2 separate regions of the Mus musculus genome follow, and region 2 is linked to region 1. Evidence: chromatin loops called from intact Hi-C (ENCODE). Cell type or tissue: left cerebral cortex. All regions are shown on one strand.

Region 1 (8,000 bases):
GGTTGTGGTGGAAGAGGGGGAGGAAAGATGAGAAGAGTCAGAGGAATACATAGGTTGCTGTGACACTGTGTTTCCTAGAAACGTCAGAGCAGCAACACCCATGAAGCCTCACCAATATGGCTGCCTAAACAAGACCTTAGCAAGGATGACATGGTAGACATGCTAAGGGATAGAAATACTCACAAGGCCTCAACCCTAGACAAAAACTACAGGCAGCTAAGGAATGCTGAGAGTGAGGGAAACAGTCTTCCCCAGGTAGCAGCATACCAGTTAATCATCTAATACCAAATATCCCTGCGAACATACACAGACAACACTATATAGACAGAGCAGGCTATATTTTTATGTTTAGAAATTTATATGCACATATATTTGAAGAAAAAGCAGCCATGGATCTGAGAAAAAGTCAAGGGTTACAATGGGAGGGGCTGGAAGGAGGAAAGGGAAGTGGGGAGGGGAGCATAATTATAATCTCAAAAATTAAAAATTGTAATCAAACTTTATTTAAAATAATAATATGGAAGTGTCTAGGGGGATCAAAGAAAGGGAGGGGTGAGAAGATGGAGGGTAAGAAGGTATGGAAGAGAATATTCTCAAAATACAATATATAACAGTCTGGTCTCCTTCCGTGCACCCTCCTGCCCTCCTAAGCTTCTGCATATAGACTGTGCTCTCCCACCTAGGTCAGATCCCATGCTCCTCTTGACCCCCTCCATTAAAGGATTTAAGGAATCTTTTACCTACCTGCTGCTCTTCCTGTGACATCTTCCTGACAGTATCAGTGACAATCACTTTTGAGAACATTTTATTCTGCAATATGCGATACCACTTACTTTGACTTAGCATAGCACATATTTAGTCTATTTCTAAAATGACAATGCAGTTGACAGTGCAATGGAGCCTCATATTACTACATGCCAGGAGAGAGAGGGAGATAGAGAGAGAGAACACAAAACCACCTGTGGGGGAGAGTAAATAAATTGTGCTAATAAAACAAATAATAGAGCTACATGTATCTTGGTAGTCAGGGCAAAACTAAAGGATCCATTGTGGCTCTGTGTGTGTGTGTGTGTGTGTGTGTGTGTGTGTGTTCAAGATTAAGATTTTTGTAATATGTACATATCTTTCTTGTTTTATTAGCAGTATTAACAGTAATATTTTTATCTGCTGGACTTATTTTAAAAACTAAATCATAAAAATCCAGCCTAACACATCACAACATTGTAATAAGCTGAATAGCAATTAATAAGATCATATATTTTAATGCATTTTTTTTTTTACTTTCGAATTCTAATCATGGGTAATGAGCAAATGAATGAACATTATAAATGTCAGAGGAAGAATGGTGAATCCAACGTTTAACTATCTGGGTAAAAGAAGCTTAAGAAAACATTCAAATCATAATATTTTGTATATATGTAGATACACCGTTATGTGAAGTGTCAAGCCTCTATATGAAAACAGTTATATTGGCAATCGATTCTATATTGAAATGGATATTCTTGTTGCCAGAGGGCTAGGTGATCATGCTCTGTGTTGATGAAGTGCAAGTGTAGAGCATGCAGCCTTTGGGGCCTTTCCATGCCTCCACACTTGATACATAGGACTGAGACGAATTGGACTATGGTGTTCTTTATACCTTCAATCTGGGCCTCATTTCTTGTCTACATAGAAGGTTTGTTTAGTTGTGTTATTCAACTGGATATGAAGGTATCGGTGAAGAGCAGGGGACACTCTAGCAAGACACTGTCCAGCAGAGATTTCTATGATGGAAAATTTCTAGCTAGTTCTGTGGGGGAGGGGAGGAGTCTATGAGCAGGGGTAGCCTGGGTCTCTCTCTGCAAAACAAATGCTTTCAGAAGATAACCTCCTGGGCAGGACATCTGCCTAAATTCTTCTAAATTCTTTTCTCAAGGTTAGCTTTTTCTTGTCTGTCTGTCTTTCTGGATTTGCTCCTCCTGTGAGCAAGCAGGCAGGTATTGCTCTAGCTCTTCTAATTTCTCTAATTTGAGGAGCTCCACACTCACTCTTGACGTAGTATTTTGTAAACTGCTATTTCCTCCAAGCCTGTTATGCCTTTTTTCCATCTGTGTTGAAGTCTCTTTTCCCAGTGGGGCCTTCTCTCTCCACTTAGTCATGCTATGTGTGGGGACCCAAATCCACACTGCTGGCCTTTCTGACTCATCTCAGGAGGCTCTCTGGCTCTTGGGAATCCACATTGCAACAACAGGGAGGCTCCATAGAAGGGAGCCAATTTGTAATCATGAAATCTGCTTTTATAATTGGAGTCTCCCTCTTTGACCAACGCAGCACAAGAAGGGTGAAAAGAAAACTGCTCTTTCCCCTTTAAGGAAGTGTGGCTAATAAACGGATTTTTTAGCAATCTTAACTTCCAATTTATGAGGTGCCTTCATTGCTGGTTTTAAATATTCCACAATGTGGCCAAGAGAAAATGGTCCAATTTTCCTTTTTTTCTACCAGCAAACCAAGGGAGTCAATTTTGACAGATACACTTTCCCTGTAGTTGTAGATTAAGCCTCTCTCTCTGAAATATATTATTCATAAAGGTGAAACTGTACTGGAGCTCCTCCCATCCATAGATAGAAGGCTGTGGGTAGAAACTGCATCACCTCCTCAATGGTGAATCAGGGGCTGGGCAGGGCAGGGCAGTGTCTTCCGTTAGAACCCCTGAAGCTAGGATTTTCCTTGGCCCTCCAGGCCACTCAGAGGAAATCCTCTGCCAAGGACAGCTCGAGTCCAGGATTTCTCAACCCACTCAGATTCAGACAAGAAATTCCTTGAGCCAGAATTGTTGAAAGGGTCAAAGTTGAATAGCAAAATGATAATGAAAGTCAGACAGACCACTGTGTCAAGTCTATGCTGACCAACAACTCAGGAAAGTAAGGTATTTTAAATCTCAGCAAGGACATCTTGAAAATGGAACACCAATCTTGAGTTCTGTTAGCCCAGGGCAGGCTGACCTTGGCTGTCACCACACACGCACACATTTAACTAGAGGGATCCAGAAGTCAAGAGGTGGAAATGATTTTCAGTTTGGTAAATGAGCTTACCCTTGCACATGTGCCATGTTTCTATAGTTAAAACACCACACACACACACACACATACACTACATACAAAATATGTACACATATCTGCATATGTTATCGGTTCCACTCATTTCATATTTTTATGCTAATCATTTAGATTATTTAGCTGACAGAATCTGCTCATTCTGTATTCTGTTATTCACCAGTGGCACAAAGTCTCACACAATTATTTTACCAACATGGAAAAGAGCTGTAACTGGACTTTTAACCTGCCAATGGACCATAATAATTTTCCCTTCCCAAGTAATGTGCATGTGTGTGGTGGGGCACTCGTGGCTAAGGTTCTATGGACCCCCCACATCAACTGGCTAAATTCCTGCTGAACTTGCCAGCAGGAAGAGGCAGGCAGATGCGACATTTCTGACACCAGACCCGCAGGGGGTCACACACAGCCAAGCTCAAAAAAGGAGTGCTTGTCTGTCAAAGCTTGGGAGAGTACACTGTGGGACCCAGACAGCAACATGCTTACCTTGACCACGTCGTCGTTGAGATGCTTGGGGTCGCGGTTGACCAGGTCAATCTCCTTGGTGTGCGCGTCATACACTTGCTTCTCAGTCACCTCGTCTGCCATGGCCTTGTTGTTGGGCTTGTAGATGTTGCCCTGTTCCCGGATGGGAACAGTGTAGAGATGTCCCTGTGAGGGCAACCGGCCAAGCCAGGGGAGGGCGGCAACAGCGGTGGGAAGAAAAGTTCAGAAAGAAAAACAAGAGTCAAGAGTCAGCCTGGCTGTGCGGGGGTAGCCTGGCGCTACAACTTTTGCTAGCTTCAACCTCGAAGGAAAGGCTTGCACACAGAAAACTCCAGCGCTGCAAGCTTTTTAAGAGGACGGAGCGGAGGACACCACACCCCTCGGTACCAGGCAGAGAGCGCCTGCCTCCCGCGCCCGCCGCCAGGGGTCAGGGCGAAGTCCCATGCGCCCTCCTGCTCCCCACGGCTCTCGGCCCTGACTCCCCAGCCCAGGGGCTGGGGTTCCCGTTCCTCCTCCTCTGTATTCCTTCTCTCCGCCAGACCTATGACCCCACAACCTCACCTGCTCCGTGGTCCCTCTCTTAACCCTTAACACTGTCCTAAGGTCCCTTTCAACATTATCAAGATCACTCTGGACCAAACTGACAGACGTAATGGTCCCATCTTCACTGTCCCTCCGTGCTTCTTCCTTGCACCTGCCACAGCCCCTACCCCCTTTTAAAACCCACCTTTACTCCCTGGTTTTTCTTAGGCCGTGGGGGTGAATAAGTGGCTCACAATCTAACATACTTCTTTAGGCTGAGGCATGTGCCAAGACCTGTCACCCCCACCCCCATGCCCCAGAGGACATGCCATCTGAAGAACTGCCTGACCCACCCTTACTTAGATCACTCTCAGGCTGTCTACTCCAAGCTGAATCGTAGCCCTATTTGGGAACCGGGGTCTCCACGTTTAGTCCACCTGAGTGCCAAGAAGGAGTTGACAATGGCGGTGGTACTTGTGAGGGAGGAAGGAGGCTTCCCCCACCTCGGAACTCCCCCCGCCCGGGCCTCTCAGGGGCAGAAAAAACTATTGAAGTTCTCGAGAACTTCGCTAAGTGCAATACACGCATGCCGCTGCCCAAGCCAGCCACTTTAGGCTCCTGGGGGGTTGGGGTGGGGGGACACTGTCCAAATGAATCTCCTTCCCCCGAACACACACACACACACACACACACACACACACACACACACACACACACACACACACACACTGAGCAGCAGCCCTAAGCCTCCCAGTAGGTACGGGCTGGACCGCAGTGGGGTCTCGCGAACGTGTCATCTGGAAAACTTTTCTAAGTCTGGCAGACCGGGTCTCCTTCTTTCCCCTTTTGGCTCCATTGGTCTCCTCTCCAAAAGGAAGCCCTAAGACATTCCTAGCTTTTCACCTCCCCACCCAGCCCATTCCTCCAAGGTGCCAGCTCGAGTGCCGCGAAGGTGGAGAGCGGGCTGGGGCGAGGAAAGCAGTCCGAGCATTTGGAGTGGAAGATAGCAAAAGCAGGCACTTTGGAGCCCTCACCCAAGCCTACCTCGGAGTCTACGTATTTGCCCCCAGACATGCTGGCGCGTGGCTGGCTGCAGGCTCTGAGGAGGTTTCCCTGGGCTGTGATTTAAGAGAACTGAGGAAGGAAGATCTTGTATTGTATAGAGGGGGGAAAGGCGCTGGCGGGGGGCGGTGGCTGGGAGGGAGCCTCTTGGCTGTTCGCCAGGGGTTTGTTCTGCTCTCAGTTGGCTAGGACGTGCTCTGCGCCGGGTCTAGGCACATCCCCAAGGTTCTGGCAGCAGAGGGCGGGGAGTGCCGGCGGGGAGCTGAGAGCCTGTGAGAAAGCCTTCATCAGAGCTAGGCAGTTTGGGCAGATATTTTAGACTCGAGGCAACGTTTTCCCAGCTATAAACCTACAGAGAGGCATCCAGGGGAGAGCGCGTGTTTTCCCAGTGCATCATCTCAGCAGGGGTGGAGGGAGCCCAAGAGTCTGCAGAGATGCCCAGTATGGGCATCCGGCTCTGCAGAAAGAATTCTGCCCTGTCCTAAGCTGCCTCCCCTCCCAATTCGCCCACGTAGAACTGATCTGTCTCCTTGTTTCACAGAGAAAGATATAGAAGCGAGATGGCTGGGAACCTGAGGGAACATTTTTTTTTTTTTTAAATATAAACACAACGAAGCAATCTGTGTGGGCGCCTCTGCAATAAAGAAAATGAAATCCCTACCAGCAGGTTATACAGTAACCATAAGCACTTTGAGTATTTTCAACTGCAGAAAATTTTACTTAGAGGTTCAAGCTTGTTACTAGAGAGTTTTTTGTTTTTGTTTTTGTTTTTTTTGTTTTTTTTTTTTTTCTTGGCTCAAGATCGACGAGTTCGAACCCAGGGCTTTGTGTATTCTGCCTGGAGATTAAACACTCTACCACTGAACTACATCCTCTGCCATAGAGGATCCAAGCGCAGGAATATGTGCTTGACTGTGAGAGAATGTTTTTTGTTTGTTTGTTTGTTTGTTTTATTTTTTGACAAAGTAGTTTTTCTTTTTAAGTTAACAACTAAAATATCAGTTTCAAAAGCTGGCCAGCCTCCTTTGTCTTATTGTAAGGAAAAATAAGATAAACTATAGTTGCTTTTTACTAAAGGAAAGAGTAACTAATTAGAGACAGTAACTAAGCAGTTTACTCCCCACCACCTCAAGGATGAAAGGAAATTTTTACCTAAGCATTCCTATGCAAACACTCCCAATGCACACTGGAAAGGACAGAGAGTACATTTTTAAAATTGTTTCCAAGAAGCAGGAGCACGGGCTCATGAGAAGGATGAAGAGGAATCCCAGGGCTTGAAAACAGATAAAATGGAACCCTGAAAGAACTGATCATCTAGCTGGAAAGAAGACCTGAAAAGACCAGTAACCTGGGTCCCCGGCTGATAGGGAAGCAATTGTTAATTAATTATTTGATTAATTATAAATTTATAATACATTTTATTATAAATTATAAATATATTATTTATGAATAATTTATTTATTTTTATCAGGGTGTGACACCCATAGCTAATGGGAACGGCGTGCTATTTCAGCACTTGCATTTGTCATACTAATCTAATGAGGGTGGTTAGCAGTATGTTGTTAAAAAATAAAAGGGTGAATTTTAACCAGGAATGGCAGGGGAAAGTCGGTGTGGTAAAGGTTAGGTAACTTATGCTGGCTGTTCCCTATGAGATTAAAGGTCTTTTCAAAGGCTAGTCTCCTTAGTTTTATTTCTACTAAATTACTTTTCCAAAATCTTTTATCAACTCGTGTGTCAACCTACACGGTAAGCCAGAAAAGGCCTTCTGGTTCCATGTAGCTGCCTTAGCTACCTCTGAAGATCTCTTAGGATATCGTTTGTCTACTATCTGCATTGTCTTTCAGAGATATTTGCTTCGAGGCCATTAGGATTCTGTTCTAGGGAAAAACGTAGAAACTGGTTCCCACCCATTGTTTCAAGCTGACGAGTTTGCCTTGCATTCCCGGCAGAAAGAAGTTCTGGAAAGGTCCTTCAGTGGATGCCTACCTAAACCAGCAGAGGGAAAGCCACCTCCAGGGGAAAGCCCATATCCAAGTCAAGTCAACAGCGGCTCTGGAATCATAAAGATTAGGGGAGTGCTCTGGATGCCAAGATGAATCCGCAATGACTAGAAAAACGATAGCTGTTTAGGTGACCCACCTCAACAAGACACAGATGCTACAGAGAAACAGTTCTTAAGGTCTTGTGACAGCTGACTGGGAGAAATGACTCTGACCCCATGAGAAGTTAACTCTGCTAACTTAGGTATGAGATTTAAGTGAATAGGTGATATAAATAATCCTTTTCTTTGATATTCACACATGTGACTTTGGGCTTGAGGGAAAGTTAATAGCTTTCTCTAAATCATTTGCTGGAAATGAGTATTACAGTTTATTTATTTGCTATTTTTCGAATGTCAGATGCAACTTTAAAAGCCTGAGGATTCTGCATCAGTAGAGATACTTAACTAAACATGGTAATGGTCATCTAATCCCGCTATCTTAGACATAAAGACACTGATGTCTGGATACACTAACACTCCTGAGGAAAATAAACTGTTTCTAAGTTGACAACTAACTGCACTTGTTAAGTTCCAGGACACAGGATCTGCTTGTGGCTAAATAACAATTAGCTGCTTTTTTTGTGTTCGCCCTGCCTTTCTTCCAGGCCCATCTTCCTACCGTGCTTTATCTTTCCCATTCTCATGACACTGAGTCTTTTTCCTCTTTTCGTTTAGTTCTATCTTTTTTCTCTTCTCTGGTTAGAAGCCTAAGGTTAAGCAATACTAATAGTCTTAAGATTTAAAATCCAGGGCTGGAGCGATGGATTAGAGGTAAGGAGGGTTATGAGAGCTTG
Region 2 (8,000 bases), 140 kb after region 1:
AGCGCTGAGAAATGAGCCCAGGTCCTGTGAAAGATGAGCTAGTGCTCTTAGCCACTGACCAATCTTTCTAGCTCCCATGTTTTAAATTTTACGAGACAATAGAGAAGTCACTCCCTCTGCTGCAAGAAGTTGCTTCATATTTATTCTTGAAGATATATTCACTTTACATTCCAATCAAAGCACCAGTTCCTCTTAGTCCCCCCAAAAATACCCCCCATCCCCTCTCCCTTTCACCTCTGAGAAGGAAGGTGTCTATTCTGGGTACCAATCCACTCTAGTACTTCAAGTCACTGCAGGAGTAGGTAAATCCTTTCCCACTTAGGCCGGGCAAGACTCCCCATTTAGGGGAGCAGGCAAGCAACAGAGTCAGGGTAAGCCTCCACTCCAGTTGCGGGGGAACCCTCACGAAGACCAAACTGCACATGTGCTACATATGTGTGGGGCAGGGGACTAGGTCCAACCCATGTATGTTCTTCAGTTATTGGTTCAGTCTCTGGGAGCCCCCAAAGGTCCATGTTAGTTGACTCTGTTGGTCTTCTTATGGAGTTTCTATCCCTTCTGTGTGCCTCAATCCAAGAAGTTTGTTCTTTGGTATTGAACCATCTTTATGTTTAAGATAGAAGGAGATTATCCTAATGGCTGTGAGAGAATGAGGCAGCAGAGATGAAGAAGCCAGAGCTTGACTGAGTGCCAGAATCTATAGTGTCATTTATTTCATATGCTGGTTGCTGGGCCCGGGGAAATACACCTTCTGTTTATGCTTGCAAACCTCGCTTTCATCTCCAGATAAAAGTGTAGAGGGGAAGTTGCCAAAATTAGTCCACCTTTTGGGTCCAGGCCATGGTTTAAACTTAGATATAAAAGAGATCAAAGAGTTTCCATTCTAATTCAGATAGTAGCCTCATGGCAGTGCAGCTGGGGGCAACATAGACCCTCTGAAGCCTCTCCCATTATGAACTTCTCACAGGCGCTTCTGGGCTGCAAGGCACAAAAGGAGGCAGCCATGTGTCTGATTGTGAAAGGACTGCCTGCCTTCCTGCACCTGACAGAGAAGTGCCTGTGTGGGTGTCTGTAGGTAGCCTCCTGGGTAACTCCCAGTTTCTCCTGAAGGCAGCCTGGAGATGAATAGGCAGTTTCTCTCCTGGCCCCTGCAGAGGGGATTGTGTCCCCAGTGTTTCTTGTAGATGAAGCAAATCTCTTTGAAGGTTCTTCTTAGTGAGATCAGAGAACTATCACCCTTCTTCATTTTATTATTGTATTTTAGTTGTGTAAGGGGAACACATGTGAACACACACGTGGGTGGAGGGCAAAGGTTGACACCAGATACTCTCTCTGTTCATTTTCTAACTTACCTTTTGGACAAGTCTTCATTGGACCCGGAACTAACCCATTTGGCTAGACTGGCAAAAGATGGAGCCCCAGGAGGCCTCCAGTCACACATCCACAGTTCTGTGTTTGCAGGCATGTGCTATGGCACTAGAGTTTTACATGGGGACCCGGGACTCCAAACTCAGGTCCTCATGTTTGCAGAGCAAAGACTTGAAGGGGGAGCAGAGCAAACACTTTAGTGATCAAGTCATTTCCCTATTTCTTTTAGGTTTATATCTTTATGTATTATATTTAGGTTTCAAAGAAGAACTTCAGAATAACGTTCCTGGGGGGTGAAGTAGAAGTAGTTAGCAGACCCTTGGGCTCTGAGCATGAATAGGACCATCAGATATTTATTATCCCAAACAGGAACTCTTGTGAGCACTGAGGCACATTTGTAATTGAACCTGAACTAAGCTGAGACTGTCTTAACAAATCTGGTTGTGCAACCAATCCTGCCCAGGGTACTGGGAAATTTCTGGCCCTTAGACACTAGTCTATTACATTTTTCTTACATGTGGCTGGGCATGTTCTAGTCACTCCCTTTGGGTTATTACAGATGACCATTCTCTGCCTGTGACAGGAACCTAACAGAAAGAAAAAAAATGGCTAAAAAATTTCCGGATGAGTCAGAACACAGACCCTTTGTTAAATGATACAGCTCCAGAATAGAATCTGTAGCAAAGAAAATGGTCTGTACCGAGCCTTTAAAGAAGTCTTTCAATTGATTTTTTTTTTCTTAAGGGATGCCACTACCCACTATTTACAAAGACAGACTTGAAGGGGGAGCAGTAATCCCGCGGGCTGTTTCTAGCAAAGAGGTGGACATTCAGTACCAGGGACACAAGCCCGCTGTTGTAGCTGTCCTGCACTGTTGGTGTGTGTGTGTGTGTGTGTGTGTGTGTGTGTGTGTGTGTGTGTGTGTGTCTTATTTTTGTCTTCGCTCTGTAGCCACATGGCTGTGTTCCCTTTCTGTTTGTTTTCCCATTTCCCTTCTAAATATTTTGCATCATCTGGGAGACTTTGCCAGGCCGAGGTCGGCTCGCTGGAGGACTGCATTCCTCTGATCTGTGGCATTAGGTTGTTGCCATGGCAAAGGCTGCTTACCAGGAGGAACACTTCTCGGAGCTGGGCAATTCCGAGCTCGTTTCTTCCTCTCCTGCACATGCTTGGCTATTCTGACAGCCACACCGGCCCAGAGAGGGCTTTCTCCAATCGTAAACTATGTTCCTGGAACGTGAACTTCATTTTGTTTGCCTTTCAAGATACAGAAGTATTTGGTTCTGTTTATTTTTGTTCCAGATGGGCAGGGCCCTCTTGCCTGTTCTGACTAATCCACTCGTCAGGGCTGGAATCTCCTAACAGTTCCTTCCTCCAGGTAAGTCACGCCACTCAAACCTGTGAGGCAAAAATGCCACAGAGGACAAACGGTGACCCCGTAGTTAACAAAGGCAAGCCATTTGACAGAGGCCTCTGTTGACTGTAAGGATGGCTGGAGGTTCTCTCTCTCTCTCTCTCTCTCTCTCTCTCTCTCTCTCTCTCTCTCTCTCTCTCTCTCTCTTTCTTTCTTTTTTTCAAGAGAAGAAAAGCTTAGTCCTAACTGGACAGGTCTTCCTTCTCACATTCTTGTAGGGGAACTCCGCCTGGGGCGAGATAAGGGCTCAGGGTTGACACCCTGATTATGCCTACCTCTTTATTTGTTATATGTGGACATCGACGCCATCTAATTAATAAGAGCAGGAAACAGTTTTTGTTTTCTCATTGGAGGAAAACATGAAGTAACGGTTTTATCTTAATTTGTCAGGCCTTGCCCTAGAGACCACGGCCATGTGGGCAGATGGCCAAAAGCTGTTCTAAGGCCCAGGCACCAACACCTAAATATAAAAAAGAATGCTAATTGGTTTTCCAGCTGAAAAAGAATAAGGGCCACAGTGCCAAAAAAGGAAACCCCGAGTTTACACAATAGAACCTGATAGCAATCTGGGGCCTCCATTTGTCCTCCTATGGAGAGCGAAACAAAGGGAGGAATTTTGCTCATCCGCCTCTGTAGAAAGCCCGGGCTCTAGTGCAGCTTGGTGCAGCACCAGGCTTCCCACCGTGTTCCTGCCAAATCTTCAAGATTTTTCCTGGCTGCTGTTCAGGAAAGTACAGATCTGTCCGCAGCACGGAAAGTTAAAAAGGCCCTGCTTGGATACGCTGAGTATATACAAACACTGCCTGACGTATGGAGCGGGTGGCTTCGGCACAAGCTGCTACTGGCCTCCTAAGCCACCGGTGGGAGACTGGTAGAAGTCATTTTGATGAAGTAATTGGGATTTTAGCAAGAGAAGACTAATAGACATATTTTCAGAAAATCGGCATGCCTTTTTCACTTTAAGGACTACTCACCTTACTTTTCTCATTAGTACATCGACTAACTTTCAAAACGCAAATCATGTGGTGACTGAACTGGGTCACATTGAGCCATCTCTAACATAAAGGTTGATTCTGTCATCTCTAGATGCAGGGCACTAATTACTGTCACCATGAAGGGCACTTGACTAGGAGCCACTGTCCCCGCAGGGGTCTGAGCTGAGACTCTGACACCGATTTGCTGGTTGGCAGTCTTGTCTGGAACTTCATCCTGTAAGTCCGGGAGAACCTCACCAATGAGAGTGTGACTCATTAAAAAGGATTTTGGGAGAAAGTCAATCGGCTGTCTGTGAATTCTAGGCTGCCTTGGTCTATAGAGCAACCAGCCAGGGCTACATAGTAGACCATGTCTCCTCTACTGAACAAAAGAGTTTGAAGTCAGAATGTTGCTCTCATTTCATTGCCGTCACTGGAGAATTCAGTTATTAATTAATGCAAGGTGTAGTGAATTTTCGTATGTATGTGTACGTGTTTGTTTGTATGGGCGCATAAGTGTGCAAAGGGCAGAGGTTGCGATTAGGGTGTTTTTTCTTTTTTCTTTTTTGGAATGAGATCGCTCACTGAGCACGGAGCTTAGCTGTTCTGTCATACTGTCTAGCCAGATACTCTGGGGATCCTCGTGTTTGCACCCCAGCGTTGTGATTCTACGGGCATCCCATTATGTTTGGCTCTTTTCCTGGGTGCCGGGAATCTGAATTCAGGACCTCATGCTTGTATGGGAAACACCTCACTGAGTGAACCATCCATCCAGACTCCTTAAAGTGATCTTTAATTATGTGTTTTTGTTTGTTTGTTTGTTTGTTTTTATTGGATATTTTCATTATTTATATTTCAAATGTTTTCCCCTTTCCAGATCTCCCCTTTGAAAATGCACTATCCCATCCCCCCTCCCCCTGCCTCTATGAGGGTGCTCCCCCACCCACCCACCCACCCACTCCAGTCTTCCAGCCCTGGCACTCCCCTACACTGGGGAATTGAACACCCCCAGGGCCAAGGAGCACTCCTCCCACAGACATCCAACAAGACCATCCTCTGGCACGTATGCGGCCAGAGCCATGGGTCCCTCCATGTGTACTCTTTGGATAGTGGTCCGGTCCTAGGGAGCTCCAGGGGGTCTGGCCGGTTGACATATTTGCTCTGTGGATGCTTAAAGGCTTCTTAGAAGGGGGAACAAAATACTCAACTGGAGGAAATATGAAGACAAAGTGTGGAGCAGAAACTGAAGGAAAGGCCATCTAGAGACTGTCCCACCTGGGGATCCATCCTATATACAGTTACCAAATCCAGACGCTATTGTGGATGCCGGGAAATGCTTGAAGACAGGAGCCTGATATAGCTGTTTCCTGAGGGGCTCTGCCAGTGCCTGACAAATACAGAGGCAGATGCTCTCACAGCCGACCACTGGACTGAGCTCAGGATCACTGATAGAGGAGTTGGAGAAGGGACTGAGGAGCTGAGCGGTGATTTTTAATTATGATATATATATGTGTGTGTGTGTGTGTGTGTGTGTGTGTGTGTGTGTGTGTGTATACACACACATGTATATATACATATATACATATATATGTATACACACATACATATACACACACACTATATATATGACATATATATAGCACACATCATCAGGGCTGAGCATATCTTTATAAATAAATCTAAGAAAAATATAAAACAGGTATAGTAATTATTCCAACACCTATGATGCTTATAAGACTAGTCATATGTTTAATGATACAGCTAAATTTAACCCTTTCAAATACAAAGATATTTGGCAAATATGAAAACTTATTCTCAAAGCAACCATCTATCCCTAAGTAACTGACTTAGACTTAAAATTTTAATCCCAAACTTCAGGGTTTTTCCCATCTCACTATGTGTTGTGCAAGCAGCTTTTCCCCCATACTATCAATGTGGTTGGTGGGCCAGAAATAATAAAATACAAGCAGCTACCTAATTACCTGCCTACAACAGTCTGTGGACAGAGAATTTTGGAAAAAGTGAATAGGAACAGGTAAGCATTACTACCATCCTACCCAAAAGATACCCACTAACTGTAGAGTTGTGTTGCTTTTCTATGGAAACTTCCTGAAGGGCAAGAAGTGGATTTCACTTGACTTTCATCCATCACTGTGCTTAGGACAACACTGCACGTGCGCACAAACACACACACACACACACACACACACACACACACACACACACACACACACACACACAGTGTCCTGAACACAAGAAGATCCCAGATTTTACAAAACAGTTCCCTTTCTAATCTTTCTTTTTTAGCACCACTAAACATTCTGTATCCCCTGGTGTGCCTCAGTCCCAGATACAAGACTCCCAGATCTGATGGCCTTCCTGGGTAGTCTTCTCATTCTGACTGGGGCCAGGGCCACTGAGAACATTTCTGATACTGGTGAAGAAGTGGGGTTTTTTTTGTATCTGAAAACATGTCAGGAACCTAGAAGCTGGAAAATAGTTTCAAATTCTTGCTTGGCCTTTGTAACTAGACAACTGTAGAATACACTTATATTGTCTTTAGTAGATCAATACCATCGATGTTGGTAACTTTAGAGAAAGGTACTAAAAAATTTAATCTCATACCATTTGTGTTTTCCAATTCCTGTAATTGATGTTACAATCAAATACAGTAGTGAATTTAAGACCTTTTTTTTAAAAATCATATAATCAACCAATACATCTTTAAGATACTGTCTTGTTCTTGGACTCTCTATGATTATTGTACTTGTCTAAGAGTATTTAAGAATGAACATCATGTCTCAATTGGTGACAATTCAAAGTGCCATTTGTATGATAATTACTTTTGTTTCCCATGGATGCCCTAAAGTCAGCATTTGGTAAAGCTGAACTGAGTCAGGCTAATCTTTGTGTGGAAGAAAGCTGGTTCCTTGCCACAATGTAAAGATGTTTCTTTAATGTATCCTTTATCCTCTAGTGACCAAGGCTTGCATTAGGCCTTAGACAAAAATATATACTCACAAGTGCATTATTTGGGGGCTTCTTGTCTTGAGTACATCAGTATAATAAATGAAACCAAAGGGATAGTTGAAGTTTTATTTACACTGTCTTACCTGCTGGTTTCCAAAAGATAACTGCCTCTCTCGCCTGTGTATTAAACTTCCTTGAAGTACTTACTAGCATCCTTTGAAGGCAGCCACTGTAACCTGGGAGCACTTTAGACACTGATTTCTATGTAGAACAAATCCTGGACTTTTGGAGCTCCTGATCTACTGTGCTTCTCTGAGAAGCAGCTATTTGCACATTCTTCCTGCAGTGCCTAGAGGGAAGTATTAATAGCACTTGACCTTTGGGAGAGGATCACAAGGAAGAATATTGTGGGAGACATCTGATCCAGCATGACCAGGCACAGTGCCCTTCCCTCAAAGCACAGACTAGTTTCTGTACTAGCTCTTTGTTCTCCCATCATCCAGTATATGGATATTTTCTTCTCACCCTTCCACATCCACACCCAAGATAACATGCATTCTGATATCCTTTCCCCTCCACATCCTCATCTCTACCTCTTCCGCCGCTTCCTCACTCTTAATTTCTTCCTCCTTTCTTCCCATTCCAACTCTTTCTCTCCATTCTCCTCTTCCTTCTACTTCTGTATCAGAATCTCCTTGTGTAGCCGATGATGATCTTGAACTAGCTATCCCCATCTCAGCCTGCCTTGGGTGAGATTACAGATGTACAGCCCGATGCATAGTTATGATGTTAGAGCTTGAGCTTCCTTTGGGAATAACAAGAATTCTTATTCCCATCTCTAGAAAGACTTCATGTTGGCCTGAGGAGAAGGAGGAGAAATATCACCCTTACATGCCAAAATGGGGCTGACAGGGTGGCATGGACTGGGATGTATTCCGGAGTATGCCATTATTGTGCTGCAGAACGTGGTGGGACTTTTGGTAAAACAAATGATTAAGCAACAACAGCAGCAGCAGCAACAACAACAAACTGTTCTTATTTATGGGCCCATCAGTTAAGAAAGAAGCTATATTCTACTTTGTTCAACAAGACTGATTTTTATGGCCTTTGCACACATGTGACTGATTCCCAAGTTATATACACCACAAAAGGAGTGGTATACAAATGCTTAGCATATTAAACTGCTTAACTTCAATGTCTGTGGACTTCCAAAGCCACAGAAGAGTACAATTACAAACTAGAAATATTTTCTTAAAAATATCACAGCATCAGGG

What was found. Peaks named below come from ENCODE experiments on the same cell type or tissue, not always from the same donor. Only the 100,000 strongest peaks of a DNase experiment are listed, where the experiment ranks them.
Region 2: it touches region 1 in a loop (9-fold over the local background); 8 of 42 quality-filtered maps call a loop at or near these places.

What each region holds. Positions count from the first base shown.
Region 1 is chr6:17,303,624-17,311,623 of GRCm38, reverse strand. It overlaps Cav1 (caveolin 1, caveolae protein), which reads right to left and starts at 5,289. Exons shown (of 3, transcript NM_007616.4): 1 at 5,145-5,289; 2 at 3,579-3,743. The coding sequence starts at 5,174. In left cerebral cortex, CTCF peaks have their summits at 3,992 and 5,414 (motif pointing right); DNase peaks (open chromatin) are centred at 3,713, 3,924, 4,542, 5,488 and 1 more place; H3K4me3 peaks cover 2,537 bases; H3K27ac peaks cover 1,786 bases.
Region 2 is chr6:17,166,117-17,174,116 of GRCm38, reverse strand. It overlaps Gm4876 (predicted gene 4876), which reads left to right and starts at 2,284. Exons shown (of 3, transcript NR_153844.1): 1 at 2,284-2,746. In left cerebral cortex, no CTCF peak of the experiment used is centred here; DNase peaks (open chromatin) are centred at 1,989, 2,290, 3,490 and 3,954; H3K4me3 peaks cover 1,569 bases; H3K27ac peaks cover 2,270 bases.